2 separate regions of the Mus musculus genome follow, and region 2 is linked to region 1. The links are chromatin loops, found by intact Hi-C in ENCODE. Cell type or tissue: gastrocnemius. All regions are shown on one strand. Each heading gives the region's core, and the rest is flanking DNA. Links, peaks and the distances in the headings are about the cores only.

Region 1 (8,702 bases), core at 253-8,252:
ATATTTATATATAGTTATCTTGCTTATTAATTGGTTTATAAAGACTCAGTCACTGTGGACAGCAGCATCTCTACTCAGGTAGTCCTGGGACATGTAAGAAATCTAGCTAAATATTAGCCTGTTAATAAGTGAGTTAGAAAGCAAGACAGGTCTTTTTTCCTTGAGTTCCTACTTTGACTTCCTTCAATGGTGGAATATAACCAGGGTAAAACAAGTAGGGAATATAGATAATAATATTAGTGTTGGTGTTTATTGACATATATGTATAAATAGATATACATATACATGTATGTATGTGTATATAAGCCCTAGGGAAGTTTTATTTGCAGGCAATATAATATAAAATGTAATGGATTAAAATTTATAGTTGAGAAATAACACCTAAAAATAGATTCCTCGAGGGCTGGGGTCTACTATTACAGTGATTTTTGTTTGCCAAACTTATCCAGAGCCAGTCCTAAGGAGAGGTTTACAAAAAACTTTTGCCAGCAGTCCTGCTGTCCAGGCGACTCACCAAACCCCACTCTCAAGGGAGGTTCTGTAGTCATGATTCTTGGCCAAAGGAGAATTAAAAAAAAAAAAAAAGACTTTCATTTTCCCAAGTTGTATTATATATCACATTTTCAAGTTCAAATCGTCTTGAATTCCTTCTTCTTGTACTTTCCTTGACTCGTATGGAATGTCACATCACTCTGTGTTTCTTCCATCTTGATCTTGACCATAGCCATCTATCTGTAGTTTTAATGTGGACTAGAACTAATTACTCTAGTTTTGGTTTGCTCATTTCTAATATTGGCAATGACCTTTGTGTAATTGCTCCTCAACTCATGTTCCAAGAGCTTTATTTCATCTCTCTTCGCTAGTACCTATGATGTGTCATAGCCAGCCTATCTCTTAGCCCTTCTCAGACAAGAAACTCCTTTTTTCTTTTTTCTTGGATATTTTCTTTATTTACATTTTGAATGTTATCTCTGGCCCCCTGAAGCCCCCTATCCCATCCCCTTGCCCTGCTTCTATGAGGGTGTTCCCCACCCATCCACCCACTCCTGCCTCCCTGTCCTAAGAAGCTCTTTACAAACCGTAACACTCTTTACAAATTGTAAAATGACAAGGATCTACCACTCACATTGAATAGATCAAAAAAGAACTTGTCTGTAGATTATATAGTTTGGCTCTGGAGGAAGTTTGCTGTTTAATTTCCAAGATAAAAGATACACTCTTTCAATGTTAAGTTTTAGTATGGATTCCTTTGTACAAATTTGAATTTAAGATGTTCAATACCACTCAAAATTAAGGAAAGGATGAAATTTTCCACTAAAAGTTAAGAACTTGTTCTGTTCTAGTTTGTTTGACTTTCTTTTACTGACCACTGAATATAAAGAAAACATAAAGACCATTTTGCATGTCTTTAAATCTCAGTAAGCAAACATGTCTGTAACAAGGGAATTAGATGTAAGCTAGAATACTAATTCAAGTTGGACGTTTATTCCTGATCATTTCATTATTATTATTTAGGAGGTTTTCTTCTCAAGTGATACTAAAAGTTTCAAGTCCCCATTTATGTGAAAGCAGTGTGGGTGTGCAGGAAATTGACAGACATGAAAGATGATGTGTTTTGGAGGCAGGACCTGTTGTCCCGGCCTTCTCAGCATTAAGAACCTAAAGACTTAGGGCAACTTGCTGAATCTAGAGGTCTTTAAGAATTTTCTTTTTATTCTTCTTTTCTCTCCTCATTGATTATTTCTCTCTGCTCTAGAGTATATATTCATATAACCTTTATTGAGTTTAATTACCCAAACTTAAAAGCAAAAGTTATAAGCAATAGTAATGTTAAGGTGTGCTGTGATTCCTCCCCATCCCCTTTCCTTTCTCCATTTCCCTTCCTTTCTCAAAGAAATAAAGATGCAATTAAGCACAAACACAGAGACTGGGGAAAACCCATTTCTAAAGCTTGTAGTGGTAGAAAGCTGTGGGCTAAATTAAGCTGCATTGAAAAGAATAGGGAGTGACAGAAAACATTACACATATTGCAAAAATTACTCACTAAGTTAACTGGTGTTATATTCAATTAAAGCATGTAATTATATTCCATGATATTTTACAGGAGAGCAGGTCTAAGCAGGAATACATGTAACTCTGGTGCCAGTCTAGAGTTAATTGGTAAATCTTCCCAGAGCTAAAACCTTGACTGAATCCCCAGCGCTTTCAACTGCTACAGGTCTCTTTCACTTAGCCTTATTCAAGTGATTTCTCAAATTTTTGGAAAGAAACAAAAAGAAATAATATGTTGATAATGTCAACTGGCATTAAATACATACACATAGCAAACATTGCTATAGGCATCTTATATGTATGCTCACTCTCTCTTCTTCTTCTTCCTCTTTTTCCCTCCCCCTCTGTCCTCAGCAGCCTGCACAGCATCTTCTGGCACTATGTAAGCTGACCAACAGGAAAACAGTTTCATGGTCATTCAAGGTTTATTTCTCTAGGTACTGCATCTGAAATATATCGTGTATTCAACCAAAGGTTTTGCAATCTAGTTATGCTAGGCAATGACATTAGCCTGCCTTGCTTTTGAATGCCTGGTGCTGAGACTGTCATTTAGCAACTCATGTATTCTGGGGCAGCATTGCTCACCAAAGCAAGACACTTTCTCTCTAGTTAAACAAATTGGATCCTGGTTAAGTGAAGTAAATTGTCTTACTAATGTGAAAGATACAGTTCTAAAATTATACTTTGACTTGTATACTCCACATTCACACATCTATACCACTGTCAGTGGGTGTATTTGCAGGAGAAGAAACAACCAGTTTATAGGTGCCTATAATGATGGAATGTCCCAGAATCACAGTTCAGCTTTAAATTGTGGAGTGTATGGTATATCATGGGAAAAACCTGGATGAATTATAGAAGATATCAATCAAATCTATATTAGAACCTTAAAGATAAATTTGAAAATGTGTTATTTCCTTCTGATCAGAGAGTTCAAAGAGATACACTTATGTTTTACCCGGGATTGTCTCTGTCCTTCCTCCCGATGAGAAACACAAGCCTTGGTCATTGCCATGTGACAGGCTTCTACACATGCTGATTATTAATGAACTATCTGCTTTCACTGAGTAAGTTAGTATAAGTAGCATTGGATTCAGGAGTTCAGTGCCTATAGATGTGAACTCACATTAGAACTAGGGGACCCAGAACAGACTGACCATTTCCCTCTAGTGTGGAGACTTTTAGGACTCTGTGTAATCTTCTCAATTTATTTCAAAGTTGGTGTTTTAAAGATATTTCCAGGATTATCCCATCACGGTTATTTGGATTGCTTTTGGCTGTTTTACAAATCCACAAAGGTGCTTGTGGTAGGAACTTTTCTCAAAGCTCTCACAATGAGAAATCGCTGGTACAGCCTCCATCCTCTACCCCATTGTGAGTATGGGAAGTTATTCAAAGGCTTTTAGGTTGGCTGTATGCCAAGAGAGGATGACTGTTACCTGTAATCAGATTCTTCAAGCTCATTTCAATCCCCCCTAAGGACCCTACAAATTGTCTTTCCAGGCAAATTTAGGAATGATTGTCTGGAGCCATTCTAAAAATCTTGCTAATTTACTGATCCACTCCTGTCCTGTTTAGTTTATTGTTTATTATTTTTATTAATAGCACTTAAATTCACCTTGAAACGCTGAAACTGAAGAATTTCCTTGCATCAGGTGAGTGAGTCTGTTGTTTTATCTGTGACAGATTGTCTTGGTTAATAATCAGAATGAGAAAATCCAGTACAGTGAATGGCACTATCCTTAGGCAGATGAGGAAGCCAGAGACTTAACCAGTAAGTAGTACTCCTCTATGGCTTCAGTTTCTACCCTGACTTTACTCAATTATGGACTATACCCTGGAAGTATAAATCAAACAAATATTTTCACCCACCCACTAAGTTTGTTTTTCTTAGACTGTCTTGTTACAGAAGGAGAAAAAACAAGCTTGCACAAGCTCCTAAACTTTTCTCAGAAACGTAAAGGTATCATTGGACGTAAAGACAATTTCCAATGAGCTTTTCAACCCTTTGATTATCATGAATCATTGACAAATTGAACAAAAAGAGCCAAGTGTGCTTTATATGTAAACAAAATATTGGAAGAGTGGATTATTACAGCTCTCTTAAAATAGAGTTTCCTGGAAGAGTTCTGTGGAACATATGTATATTTATCTCAACTCTCATTTGAAATCTGAACTCCCACATGATGTCAGTTTGCTTAGGTCATTTAAACTCTCAAGGCCTGTGCATGAGCATTTTTAGAGTGAGGGGCAGTTGAGGAGACCTCTGGTAAGTTCTGTGTTAGCTACAACATTCAGTGATTCTAGTCTTTTGGTATTAAAGACCATTTCTTTGGATTTTGTTTTTCTTTTACTGAAAGTTCCACCTTACCCTGCAAAGCTCCTCAGCCAGAATAGACTAGATTTAAATTTGTAGGCTTATAATATTTCAGAGTTCAAAGGCACTGTCAGGTCACAGAGCTCAACTCTATGGTGATACATAATACCTTCTCCAACACCTCCACCAAGTGGCCAAGCAGTCTGTATTCCACAGGTAGGAGCATGCCTGTTGGTACTCACCACATCCATTCTATGCCAAACAGCATTTGCTCTAAACCTCCCTATGACTTTGAGGTTCTTTCTCCAGTTTTTCCCAAAGCAGGTGTCTCTCTTGTTTCACAAGGACACCTAAATTCTACCTTTATGCTCAATTTACTGTTTTTTTTTTTTCTTTTTAAACAAAGCATTTCTTCAGTCATTTGAAAATGATCAATCCAAACCCTTAGCTCTAGAAAAGGTAACTCGGCTCTTTGGATCTTTGGAGCATCCTTGTTCTGAGAGTGTCCCTAGTTCTGATCACTGTCTTCGTAATTTGGCACAGATTACCAACTTCCATTTGACTGCCTCTCAGTAATCAGTTAAGTATCCAAGTAATTTGGGATGGCAAAATTTCAAAGCTGGCTTTCATCAAAAACAAAAGAATCTGATAGGAAACTGGTACAGAAGCTGACGAAAATATAGAACCGAAGCGATGCTAGGAACAGAACAGTCATTTCTGTTGGGTATCTTGAGCCCCAACTTCAGTGCATTGCCTTCAGTAATATACTAACTCTCCCCGCCTGTGATGTTTAAGTTACCTTTAGAAGATTGACATCTAAGGAATTTAAGGTTTTTTTTTTTCATGTTGAAAAGTAGTTAATCAATACCTCAAATGGAAGAAATATTTCAGACATACTGTATAAGAAATAAAGTTATGGAAGGACTGAAGGAGCTGAAGGGGACTGCAACCCTATAGGGGGAAAAAAACAGTATCAACTAACTGGTCTCTCCAGGGACCAAGCCAAGCAAAGAGTATACATGGGTAAGTCCATGGCTCCCACTACATATGTAGGAGAGGATTGCCTTATCTGGCATCAACAGGAGCAGAGATGCTTGGTCTTCTGGAGGCCTGTTGTACCATCGAAGGAGGGTGCTAAAGAGGTGAGGCAGGATTGGGTAGGTGGGTGGGAGAGTACCCTATTAGAGGCAAAGGAAAGTGAAGATGGAATGAGATGTTTACAGAGAGGAAACTGGGAATGAGCACGTTTGAAAAATAATAATAAGTAAGTAAACTAAAAAAACACTCTCTTTCTACAAATAAATGGAAAGCATTAAAAAATCTGGCTCCCTAATTACTTTTCAAGAGAAACTACTTTTGAAATTTCTTTAGAGAGCAGATTTCCAGACTGAGACTACTAGACAGAAATACCACCGAATGGCAGAGTGTTTTCATGTCCCTCTGTAGGAGTATAGATGAGTCTTCTGTGCTTTACTCTTTTTCCTATGGTAGTTCATCCAGCTGACAAGGGTCCTTAGAAAGTGTTTGTTTTAGGCTGATGTACAATGCATATTAGGTCTAGGAGTGCTTTATAAATGAGAAGTGTGGAGCATTGTTGGTTTCTAGATAAACTGATTTTTGCACATATCTTTTGATTTGGCTGAGTCTCAACTGCTTCTCTTCTTCGAGTATATTCTCAGAATAGTTATTATTTGAAACATCTATCCCATACCACATACCACAAAGCCACATACTCCAGGAATAACCACTGTTATATATGACATGTCTATGATTTTTGAAAGCATCAGGCTGTGAGGGGAAAGCTTTTCGCTCAGTATACTTGGCAATGTGGTCAGACTTCATCATTATTGCTCCTGAAGCAGTCCATTTAAGCAAAGAGAGAGTGATGAGCCCTGAGAGACTGTCCCCAGAGCAAGGTTATGATGATCCTTAGAAGTCAGAGTAAGGGGAAGGCTAGACTTGTAAAACCTTTCTTGACTGTGAGCTCTCCTTTTATAGACAATGTAACATAGGGAGGTCCTTTCTCATTTCTAAGCATCCCTTTGGTCTCCACCACAACCCAGAATACACTGCCACCTGAATTCTCCTTCAGACTTAAATCCTCAAATGATCATTGACAGATTACATGAAATTTCTAGCCTCAGTATGTGAAACAAAAGCAAACATGTCATATAGATTAGCAACCATTGGCTCTTTACTTACAGACTCATTTGTATACCCCAGGATCCAAGGAACACTCCATTAAATGAACCTCTTAAGAAACCGTCTTTAGCTTGATGGTGATGGAATACAACTTTAATCCCAGCTCTAGGGGTGGAGAGGCAGGCAGATCTTTGTGAGTTTGAGGGCAGCCTGGTCTACAGAGTTCCAGGACAGCCAGGCCTACACAGAGAAACCCTGTCTCAACACTCCTCTTCCAAAAGATGAAAGGAAGGAAGGAAGGAAGGAAGGAAGGAAGGAAGGAAGGAAGAAAGAAAGAAAGAAAGAAAGAAAGAAAGAAAGAAAGAAAGAAACCCCATTTAGAGAGAACATAGTAGAACACATATAAACATATGATATGAAAATAAAAGAAAAGATTATAGGAGTTAAAACTTTAAGTGGATATGGGGGGGAAAGTAAAGGAAGAGGAGGGGTGGATATTAGTTTGGAAAACACTAAACAAATATGTAAAACCTCAATAGAAACCCACTTTTTATAAACTCATTAAAATATAATTTATAAAATAGGAGTTTGCACTTGCATGCACATATACTTGCAAGGGCATAATGATTACTCTAGAAGACACAACTTACTAAATTAAAAACTTAGTACCATGTCAGGGATATTTTACCATGAGTTATCAGTCAGAGAGATCCTAGAGTTCCCTCTGAATGACATAAACTATTGCCACTGCTCTTGGTTGCCAATCAGAACTAAATAGGGAGAGTATATTGCCAAAGATACAATATACTTCTGTTGTAGAACATAGAAAAGCAAGTCTGGAACTAACCTCATAACTTCCTATTAATTCGCTAATATCTGTAATGCTATGCAGGCCACTATGGGAGAAAACAAAATCAATGGTATTCCTGCTGCCAACTCTGTAATCTACAGACCTACTAGCTAAGATGTGTGTGCTGGTACAATAGTGACATGAAGGTTATAGGAGTAACATATGACATTTGGATTGGATTTGAGGCTTCCAAATGTAATGAATGAATGAATTCAGGCCTGCTACTGTAAACATTGTCAAAAGCCTATGGCTCAGAAGGTCACAGAAGAAGGATCCTACTACTCTTATTTTGCTAAACCACATGCTGTCAAATTGCCATCTAAGTATTTACATTTATACCCATAACCTATGGTTGCCTTTATCCTTGTCCAGAGATTGCTTCTCTATGTGGAGAGCAGTGGTCAAAGTAGAGACTTGCAACTGGTCAAATTGCTGAAGATAAATTTCTACTGGATGCTAAACAAGAAGAGGGACATCTGTACTGCCATTCTCAAGGCTCAAGTAAGATCGTAGGAGAGGGACAGAGAGAATATATAAAGTTAAAGGATAGGAAATAGTGTTGTAAAATGCTGTCTTTAGGACATGATGTGGACATTGTACTCATGAACTCACTGCAAATGATCAAGCCAACACAATGGGTCTACATTCTAACAGCCAGAACCCACTGAGATCAGGGGGTTAAGGAGACAGTGTGAAGTGGGGAGAAGAGAGTACTGGGAATGGATACCTTGGGGAGTTGGGAAGGAATAGTTGGGCATATCTGGGGTAAGTAGGAGAGAACAGTTAAGATGCATATGCCCAAGGTGCATCATTTCCATGCGTCAATCTGTCACAAGACAAATGAATGATATTCAATTTTAAAAAGAAACTTTCAACCAAAGAGTACCCATGGAGGGACCCATGGCTCCAGCTGCATACATAGCAAATAATGGCCTTGTTGGGCATCAATGGGAAAGGAGAGGCCCTTGGTCCTGTGAAGGCTCGATGCCCCAGTATAGGGGAATGCTAGGGAGTGGGTGGATAGGTGGGGGAACACCCTCATAGAAGCAGGAGGGAAGGGCTTGTAAAGGGAAAACTGGGAAGGGAGTTAACATTTGAAATGTAAATAAATAAAATAACCAATAAAAAATAAAGAAAAATAAAGAAACCTTTGTCAAGGCATGCACAACATGTCTCCATCATTAAACTTACCTTCCTTTGCCAAAAAGATTCATGAGATAGTGATCAGCACAGAGAGAAACACAAAGATGAGTAAGATGAATGTGTGCATGCACACACACACACACAGAGAGAGAGAGAGAGAGAGAGAGAGAGAGAGAGAGAGACAGACAGACAGACAGA
Region 2 (8,702 bases), core at 128-8,127, 300 kb before region 1:
CATGTCTATATGCTTTAAAATAACAAGCTCAAAATAATCCTACTGCTAAAGAGGCACATTTTCCAGTCTATAGTCTGGCCTTGTACAGTCATACCTTCAGTCATTGTTTTCTGGGTTCCATTAGGAGTGAAATGACCTAAAGTTTGGACTTCTTGGAGCATGATGCTGAGTAATGTAAGAAGTCTGTATATGTCTACTTTCCTTACCTGTACAGTCAGGATAATGGGGGCTTTTAATTAGCTAAGCACAGTAAGCACACACGTAGAATTCTAGCACCTGGAAGATAAAGGCAAGAGGATCAGGAGTTTGAGTATCACCTCTGTTGCACAGTGAATTTGACACCAACATGTGTTATGTAAGACTCTTAAAAACATTAAAAAAGGAAAAGAAAGAAAACCAGCTAAGATTTTACTCAGTCATAGTAGTACATTCTACTACATTATGGTTTATTTTAGAACACTTACTGTCAGTAAAGACCATGCATTGGAAACCAGTTAGAGATGGGAATGTAAACATGATGAGGGTGTATGTGCTTAGATCAAGGAGATGACAAAGACTTTGTTAGTGCTCCGCCAGTACAATATAAGAATGAAAGTAGGCTTGGAAGGAGGCAGAAGACAAAAGACCTGAGAGAGGCTAGGAAGTGCTTAGGTTCATAGGTCAACAACTATAGTAATTATTACTGGGATATGATCCTTCTAGAACCTTTGTCCTTAACCTGCCAAACACTAGTCACTACTAATGAGACTGTTTATCTTCAGATAGTGAAGCTTCCTAAGGCTTAAGTCTTACTTCAATCGTGTATTTGGTACCCAGCATGACAGCACAATAGGTGATCAAATAAATTCTTTGTGACTTGATTTTAACTTGCTTCTTCTAGCAATAGTATGTTAAGTCCTAAAGCAGTGAAAACTAATGAGTGAGTTCCTTCTTTGACCTTTCAGGGGTAGAAGCAAGCATGCTAACAGGGAGGAGATATAGTCTAGACTTGCCCATTTTAACCAAGTTGCTGGGTGCTTTTTGAGCATGCACAAGTTCACTAGGACCTGTTTATTGTCCTCTAAACGGTGTGCCAAATGCTGCATTCCTCTCTGCTTTGTCATGCATCTATGATTGCTAGTCACATGGTAACTAGTGACCATGCTCTCATCTTATGCAATAGCTCCCGGTGGACTCCTGGTCAGGGGATAAATGAGGCGATGCATTCCTGAGTTATGACTGGCCTGCTGGGTCCACTTGCAGGACACCTTGCTCATCTACACCGTACCCCCTCCCCCCCAGCTTCCTTAACAGGTTTCTCATTTCTCCCCATAAAGATCATGTTTCAGGTTTTATGTTGAAACTTTGACAGCCTCCTCTCCAGAGGTGACTTCAGAAACCTGATGAGAGCCCCATTAGGTTCAAAAGAACTGCTTACAAGCAGGGGCAGAAGGGCTTGGAGGGGTAGGGGAATGAAGTCTTCCTAAGTACTGGAGGCAGGCACAAAAATGGATGCTTTGCTTTAGAAGACAGGATGTGGCTTCATCATTACCAGCTGTTGTATGTTGGCACAAGCCCCTCTTCTCCATCATGTTACTTTCTTGTTCTAGAACATGGGAATAAAACATTTCCTCTTCAGGTTGCTAGGACAATATATCCAGGTGATGATTATAAAAGAAGCCCCAATAGGAAGCTTCTATACAAAGCCCCTATATTCAGCTCGCTCAGAATAGCTCATGCAGAGCTAAGATAGAGTTAAATAGAGCAAGAGACATTTTTTGGGGGGAAATGTTGATGGAGGATGAGAAGAAATAGAAGAAGCTTATCACGCTGTGAAGGGAGTGCTATCCCTAGAGAAGGCCATGAGGAAAGCAAGAGGAGTCCATTGAGCCACAAGCCATAGAACATTATTTCTTGGGTCTCTGCTAGGCAGGTGATAAAACACAGAATAATGATTCTGGTCAGAGTCCAGCTATAAAGGGACCCTTTGGTTTTAATATATATGTAGCCCGCAGGATCTAGGTGGAAATAGCCCACGAGTGTGAGTTTCACTCTGCGTGCTAGAAGAACTCTGATGACGGAACAGCTGGGGACTATGGGGTTCCTATGTTCCAGTCCTTAGGTTTTCTGCTGAGCAGACATCTTGATATGAACCTCTCTTTTTTTTCCCCTATCACTTTCTATGACCATGTTATGCAGCTAAAGATTTCTATCATACACTTTGTTAGTGCAGGTCTGGTGTAATAAAACTCTATAAATATGTTAGCATAAACTTGAAAATGTATTATTTTACAATTTTTGAAACTTGATCTTCAAGATAAGGTGTCTATAGGATTTTTTTTTTTAATGGGTAGACAATGCCCTTCTTTTGTTTTCTTATTGTCTTTCCTCTGGTGTTTGGCATAAGAGTAGTAGTTCACTTAGATCAGGACCCAGTTGACTTTGCTCAAACTTAATTACCTCCTGAAAGTCCTTATTTCAAAACATTGTCTCATTGTGGATTCAGCCTTGACTGTGTGAGCTTGGTGAAAAGAGTTCAATTCTCATGCCTCTCATATATATTATTCAGTAAATGGGTTTTCTCTTCCTTTCTTTCTCCATGTTATTCATTCATACATTCATTTACTTAGTGTGTGGTGTATGTATGTATGTATGTATGTATGTATAGGTAAACATAAGTCTATGTGTGCCCACACATATGTGTATATGTGTGTGTGGAAACCGAAGAACAACCTGGGGTATCATTCTTCAGGAGTAGTCTACCTTATTTTGAGACCGGGTCTCTCCCATTGGCCTGGAGCTCACCAGTCTCCACTGACAGATCTCCACCTCCACAATGCTCATCACGACAGGGTTATAACTCAAACCTTCATGATATTGAGGCAAGTACTATACTGTTTCCACACTTCTTTACCATTTTCCTACAGACCCATTTCCCCTGCTTTCTATATTAGCAATTTACATGTGTGTTAGAACTGCAGACAGAAGATACAATTTTCACTACTGAGCTTAGGAAGCAGCGGGGATGAGAAACTGGGTCTGGCTCTTCAGGGTGGCAAGTACAATGAAAAGAAGAGATACTGGGCATTCAAAGAACTGAGAAGAGAGATTACAGATCTAGACTCAGCTTGTCCTGATGGTAGAAGACTGCTTTAGGAAGAAGGTGGTATCCAAGTCATCTTTAAAGACTGGGTAGAGTTTAGTAACCAGGAAGATGAGAAAGGAACATTTATGAATTAAGACCATCTTGAACAGAACTGCCAAGCAGGAAGCATGCATGGGCCTGACCTAGGCCCTCTGCACATATGTTACAGTTGTGTGGCTTGGTCTTCATGTAGGACTCCTAACAGCAGGAGCAGGAGTTTTATCTCTGACTCTGTTGCCTGCCTTTGGGAACCCTTCCTCTTACTGAGATGCTTTGTCTAGCTTCAATAAGAGATGATGACCTAGTCTTAACTGCAGCTTGATATGCCAGGACTGGCTAATATCCATCAGAGGCCTCCTCTTTTTTTGAAGAGAAACAGAGGAGGAGTGGATTAGGGTGAGGGCTGTGTGTGGGAGGGGATGGGGGAGGACTGGGAAGAGAGAAGGAAGGTAAAACCACAGTTGGGATGTAAAGTCAATAAATTAAGTGAAATAAGTAATAATAAATGCATCTTGAAAGATGATGGCCCCCTCAGGGAGTGGTAGTTAGACCAATGAGTCTGGGACATAGGACAAGTACTGAAAGATGTTCTGAGAGCCAGCAATGGGTGGTGTGGACTTTGTTGCTTTTAGTACTGGAGACAGAGATTCTCAGAAAGCTGGCTCAGAATTTTGGTCTACACTGAAGGCTCTGCCAGAGTTCCTGCTTCCTCCTTTGCAGTTTTTGGTTGCAGAGATTGTCAGGAAAGCACCTGGTTTTTCACAGTGCTTGGGACTAATCTAAGCTCACAATGCCTTTTCTCATATTTTTGCAAGTCTCAGCTGCAAATGCCATTCATGTGTAACAGCCACTTTGCCCATACTCTCAGTTCTATCCTATCCCCATCTGCCTGCTCCTGAACACAGTGTGGAGCTCACAGAGATGCAGCTGTCCCTGCATTGGGCGCAGTGGCATGTCACTATCCCCTGTTATTAATGTAAGAGCTGAGCATGGCGAGGAGATGCCCTCCCCTTAGGAGCTGCATGAGAAACGGCTGAGAAACACCCTATTAAGACCTGAAAGAGGCAATTTCAATTTCCTGTGGCTGTGGTGATGCCACCAACATGGTGATTACATATGCTGAGCAAATGCCATGCAGCAGGATGCTCTGTAATTGTGGACCCCAGGCCATGGCTTTTAGATAGAGGTTCAGATGTGGAGAAAGGAACAAATCTTGCCAAGCTGTGCTTATGGGCAGCAGGTACTCAGCAGGTATCCATCTCAGGGTATCTCTGTCTCTGTCTCTGTCTCTCTCCCCCTCTCCCCCCCTCCCCCCGTGTGTGTGTGTGTGTTTCCCTCTGGTTTACCACAGTCATTCCATCACCATCTTGAACTAAAGATAACTTTGGCCAGGTAGCCATGGTAATAATCTAAGCATAGTAACACATCAACAACTATTTAATAATGGTATAGTAATAGCTATGTATCAGAAATAGGTCTATGGTACTGGTAATAGAGCTGCTAACACCACATAGTGGAAGGGGGCCATTTGAAGATCCTCACCTGGAATTCTACCCAATATTTCCGCATGCCTGCCCCATCTGCAACCGACCTCAGGAAAATGTTCCTGTAAATATAGGAAGCTGAAGGTTAAATGAGAGGAAATCCATGATGCAGTTTGATAAGGTTGCCATCAATTATGGAGGTGGGTTTGGTGGTAATGTAGCCGTGTGAGGGTAACCCCAAGTGCTACAAATAACCCTGCATCCAGTTCTATAAGTAAAAGCAATGAGCTCATTGATTACCCCCAGCTGGACTTGGTTGGCATCACTCCTATGGTGTATCCTTGGTGATCTAGTTGGAGTAAGTAGAGGTTTGCTCATATCTGCTCAGCAAATGTTCGTGTAATGTGTGAGTTATTCACATGAGAGGTCACAGGGGCTACAGGCCTAGAGATTGTTGCTACTAATAAGGTAGATTAGATTCAGAGGAGACTTATGGGAGAAGGTCATGATCACAGGGCTAGTTAGTGGAAAAGTAGGGACTGGAAATCAGAGAATCCAAGGGAAAGTCCAAATACTATTCATTTTTTTCATTACATATATATTGAATGCCTGCAGAGTCCTGTGCTTTCTGTAAGACAATCGGAATACATGTGGAATAAGAAGAAAGTATTTTTTCCTCAGAGATTGAAGTCTAACTATATCCTATAAGGGTTTCAACAAGCACACAGAAGGCAGGCTGAGGATCTAGATATATCTGGCTTGTCAGGTGTTGATGTTTCCTGAATCTCTAAGGCAGATAAGTTATGGCTGTACAATAGCATTTGTTTGTATTCAATAGCAGGTGGTCACAGGAATACTTGAGTGTGAAGGACTCCTAATACCTGAAGCTGGACTGTGTAACACTTACATGTTGAGGGCTTGCAATGTGCCTAGTTGACAGTGTGATGGACTTACATAAGAATTAAAATATTTCATTAACAACTTCTTATCTTGTCTTGATGCTACAATACTGGTACTCTGTGTATATTGGATTAAGTAAAATATATCATAAATAAATTTACCTGTCTCATTTTACTTTTTCAAAATATGGTTAATAATAAATTAAAAACATGTCTGCCTTTAAAAAGATTATTTTATTTTAGTGTGTGTGTGTGTGTGTGTGTGTGTGTGTGTGTGTTGTGTAAATGCATTTACCTATGAGGTTATCCTCAGAGACCAGAAGAGAATATAGGGTCCCCTGAAACTGGAGTCACAGGTAGTTGCAACCCATTGGATAGAAGTGCTGGGAGCAAACTCTAGTCCTCTACAAGAGCAGCAGGAATTCTTGACTCCAGAGCAATTTCTCTAACCCCTTGTTTTACATTTGATACTGTTGGATAATGATCACATGCCCAGAGTTAGATGGAGAGACAGCTACAGTTTTCTACAGTGACCCTGCAATCTCATTCTACACACAGCGCCAACACAAGAGGACATGAGGTCTGTAGAGTGGAGTATAGAGGCTCTGGGCCACTATATCTCTGAGAGTATAGCAGAAAGTTACCTTTGGGCTGGAGTCATACTGTCTGTGTTCTGATCCAGGTTGGGCTGGAGGGATTGTTGATTGGCTGAATGACTTTGGTTTTAGAGTCTCTTATCCTAGATAAGGAAATATAGTTCCTTAACCTGTGAACTACTTTTCTGTTTAAACAAAAAGTTAAATGCAAATAAGATGACTTACCTCTGGCAGAGTAGTGCTATAACTACTGATTCCCTACTTTCAAATTTTTTGCTCATTCTATAGCATTAATAATCCAGAAACACCTAGGCTCAGCACTTGATCTGCTCTCTGGTAGACTATACTATCCACCTTTGGATTTCAGTGGAGCTGTTGAGAAAAGTTCTGTGGCCACTATGTCAACTCAAGGATTAGACAATCTAGATGAGATGGTGTGTATGTGTGTGTATGTGTGTTGGGGTTTGCCTCTGGCTTAAATTTATGAACACAGACATATCATGGGCCTTTCCAAGTCTACTTTTCTTCACTTCTAAAATTGAAGCAGTTGTCTATATTTACCAAGATACGAAAGTTACATGAACTGTAAGCATGAAGACCTCCAATTAAAAGCTAAAATAATCACTTTAAAGATACAGAAAGATCTTGATAATTCTGGGAAGGCAGAGGTTAATGGGAGGTTGTTTTCACTGGGGACTAGGGGAAGAAACTGGGTTACAAAGATTTTACGAAATGTCTGTTGGCCATTAACTTAACATTTTTTGATTATAATATTTATAGTGGAAAATTTGGGGAATAACGTTAACAAAGAAAACAATTTTAAATCACACACTAATGCTAATGTAATGTACATTACTTAATTTGATAAGATAGAGGTGAAAGAAGATTCTGGATATTTAATATTATTTGAACACACAGGCTTGGCATGAGCTGGGAGGGGAATTTGGTTCTGTGTATAGAATATAAAGGAAGATAATATTGGAAACAAGTCAAATGGGTTTTGTATACAGAGATACAAAGAAACTTCCCCTTTTTCCTGAGAGGAAAGAAAGCCATTCAGTTTCAACTTTTTCTGAATCCCCTTCCTGCGGCCTGGCCTGATTTTATCAATTGACACATTGACAGAGTTTGCTATGAGAAATGCCCTCTTGTACCTAATAAGTGAACAGAGGCTTCTGAACATATATTTCCAAGTAGAATTGTCCCCACTAGAGTCTTCTTATCTTGTGTAAAATGAAGCTCCCTAGCCAGGAGTTCATGCAAGGCTTCTATGTAGTTGTAATTGACAGAAACACTGAGAATCCTCCTGGGCCCTGCTGTACTTGTAAAGATCTTCCAGACACCTTTGTCCATGTGGCATGGAAGTGAGAAATCATTGAATTTAGACACCTTTCTGATTAAAGATGGAGTAACTGGGTAAGCGAAATGAAGATTGTGTGTGTGTGTGTGTGTGTGTGTGTGTGTGTGCATAAAACAGAGGGCAGACAGCTTCTAATTTGTTATAGACTATGAAGAGAACAGTAGAGAACAGAAAAGAGAGGAGAAAGAAAAAATCACAATTGTATATAGAAAAAAATAATAAAAGGTGCAGAACAGAGACAAGGAAAAGAGACAGGAAAGACTGCTTGAGTGACAGAGACAGGGGAGACAGCCATTACTACTCAATGATTAATACCGGATTAAATGAAATATTCATGAAAGGAAATTGGAGCTATAGACAAACCCAAGTGCCACTTCCCTGAAGCCCTTCCCCCTTGCCTCTCAAAAGTGAATCCCTTGGAGATTCATGCCCTCTGTTGTCATTACCTGGGAACAATAGATCGATTTGGCCAGGAGGTGAAGTTTGTTTCTTGGATGTCATTTGACTCCACTACAAATAATTTGGAAACTCTGTGGAAAAGGAGGCATATTTGAGATGGTTCTTAGTGCCTTGGAGGTGATCCAGATGGCTTTTCCATTCTTTGAGAATTACCTGTGACCTGTGTCTCAGAGTTTCCTATGGTCTTCATCTCTTTCAGGAGATGGTTGAAAACATCCTCATGAGGTCATTGCCTGCCTCATATACATCCCTCCAACTCCATCATTGGTGTGTAACAAAAGTTCTAAGTCTAGGGTACTGCCATCTGCACAGTCCCTGTTAATGTGACAAGAGGCACCGTCTCTCCCAACTTCTTTCCATTCTCAGCTATGTATACACTCTCCTGTATAGCCCCAGGCAGGCATTACCTATGAAGAACAAGAAAGCATTCTCCATAGAAGGAACTGGATATTTTCCCCTTCCTTCATTCCCCATTGTGACTCTCTAGAACACAGTATAAAATTGGTTCCTCATCATTGGATCTTTTTCTTGGGGAATGGTCATCAAAGTCTGGAATCTGTACTGTCTTCCAGTAGAAGCTCACCTTAGGCATCCTTATCTGGGAGCTCCACTTAGCATACCACTCTTCTTCAACTGCTCAAAATAGCTGCGTGTTTTTCTGGACTAGAAGCTGTATCTGGGATAGATTACTGTTCTCCAAAACAGAAATTTCCACAGCTTCAAGAAGATAGATCTGAGTAGCTTTATCAATCCTTATACCATGGAAGTGATCTGACCTGT

Evidence for each region. Peaks named below come from ENCODE experiments on the same cell type or tissue, not always from the same donor. Only the 100,000 strongest peaks of a DNase experiment are listed, where the experiment ranks them.
Region 2: it touches region 1 in a loop (2.5-fold over the local background); 1 of 42 quality-filtered maps calls a loop at or near these places.

The regions. Positions count from the first base shown.
Region 1 is chr15:62,798,422-62,807,123 of GRCm38, forward strand. No RefSeq gene overlaps it. Among named protein-coding and RNA genes, the nearest start is that of Gm22521, 9.6 kb to the left of the region's middle. In gastrocnemius, for the core only: a CTCF peak has its summit at 4,564 (motif pointing left); a DNase peak (open chromatin) is centred at 4,561; H3K27ac peaks cover 1,493 bases.
Region 2 is chr15:62,500,013-62,508,714 of GRCm38, forward strand. No RefSeq gene overlaps it. Among named protein-coding and RNA genes, the nearest start is that of Gm41333, 160 kb to the right of the region's middle. In gastrocnemius, for the core only: no CTCF peak of the experiment used is centred there; no DNase peak of the experiment used is centred there; H3K27ac peaks cover 755 bases.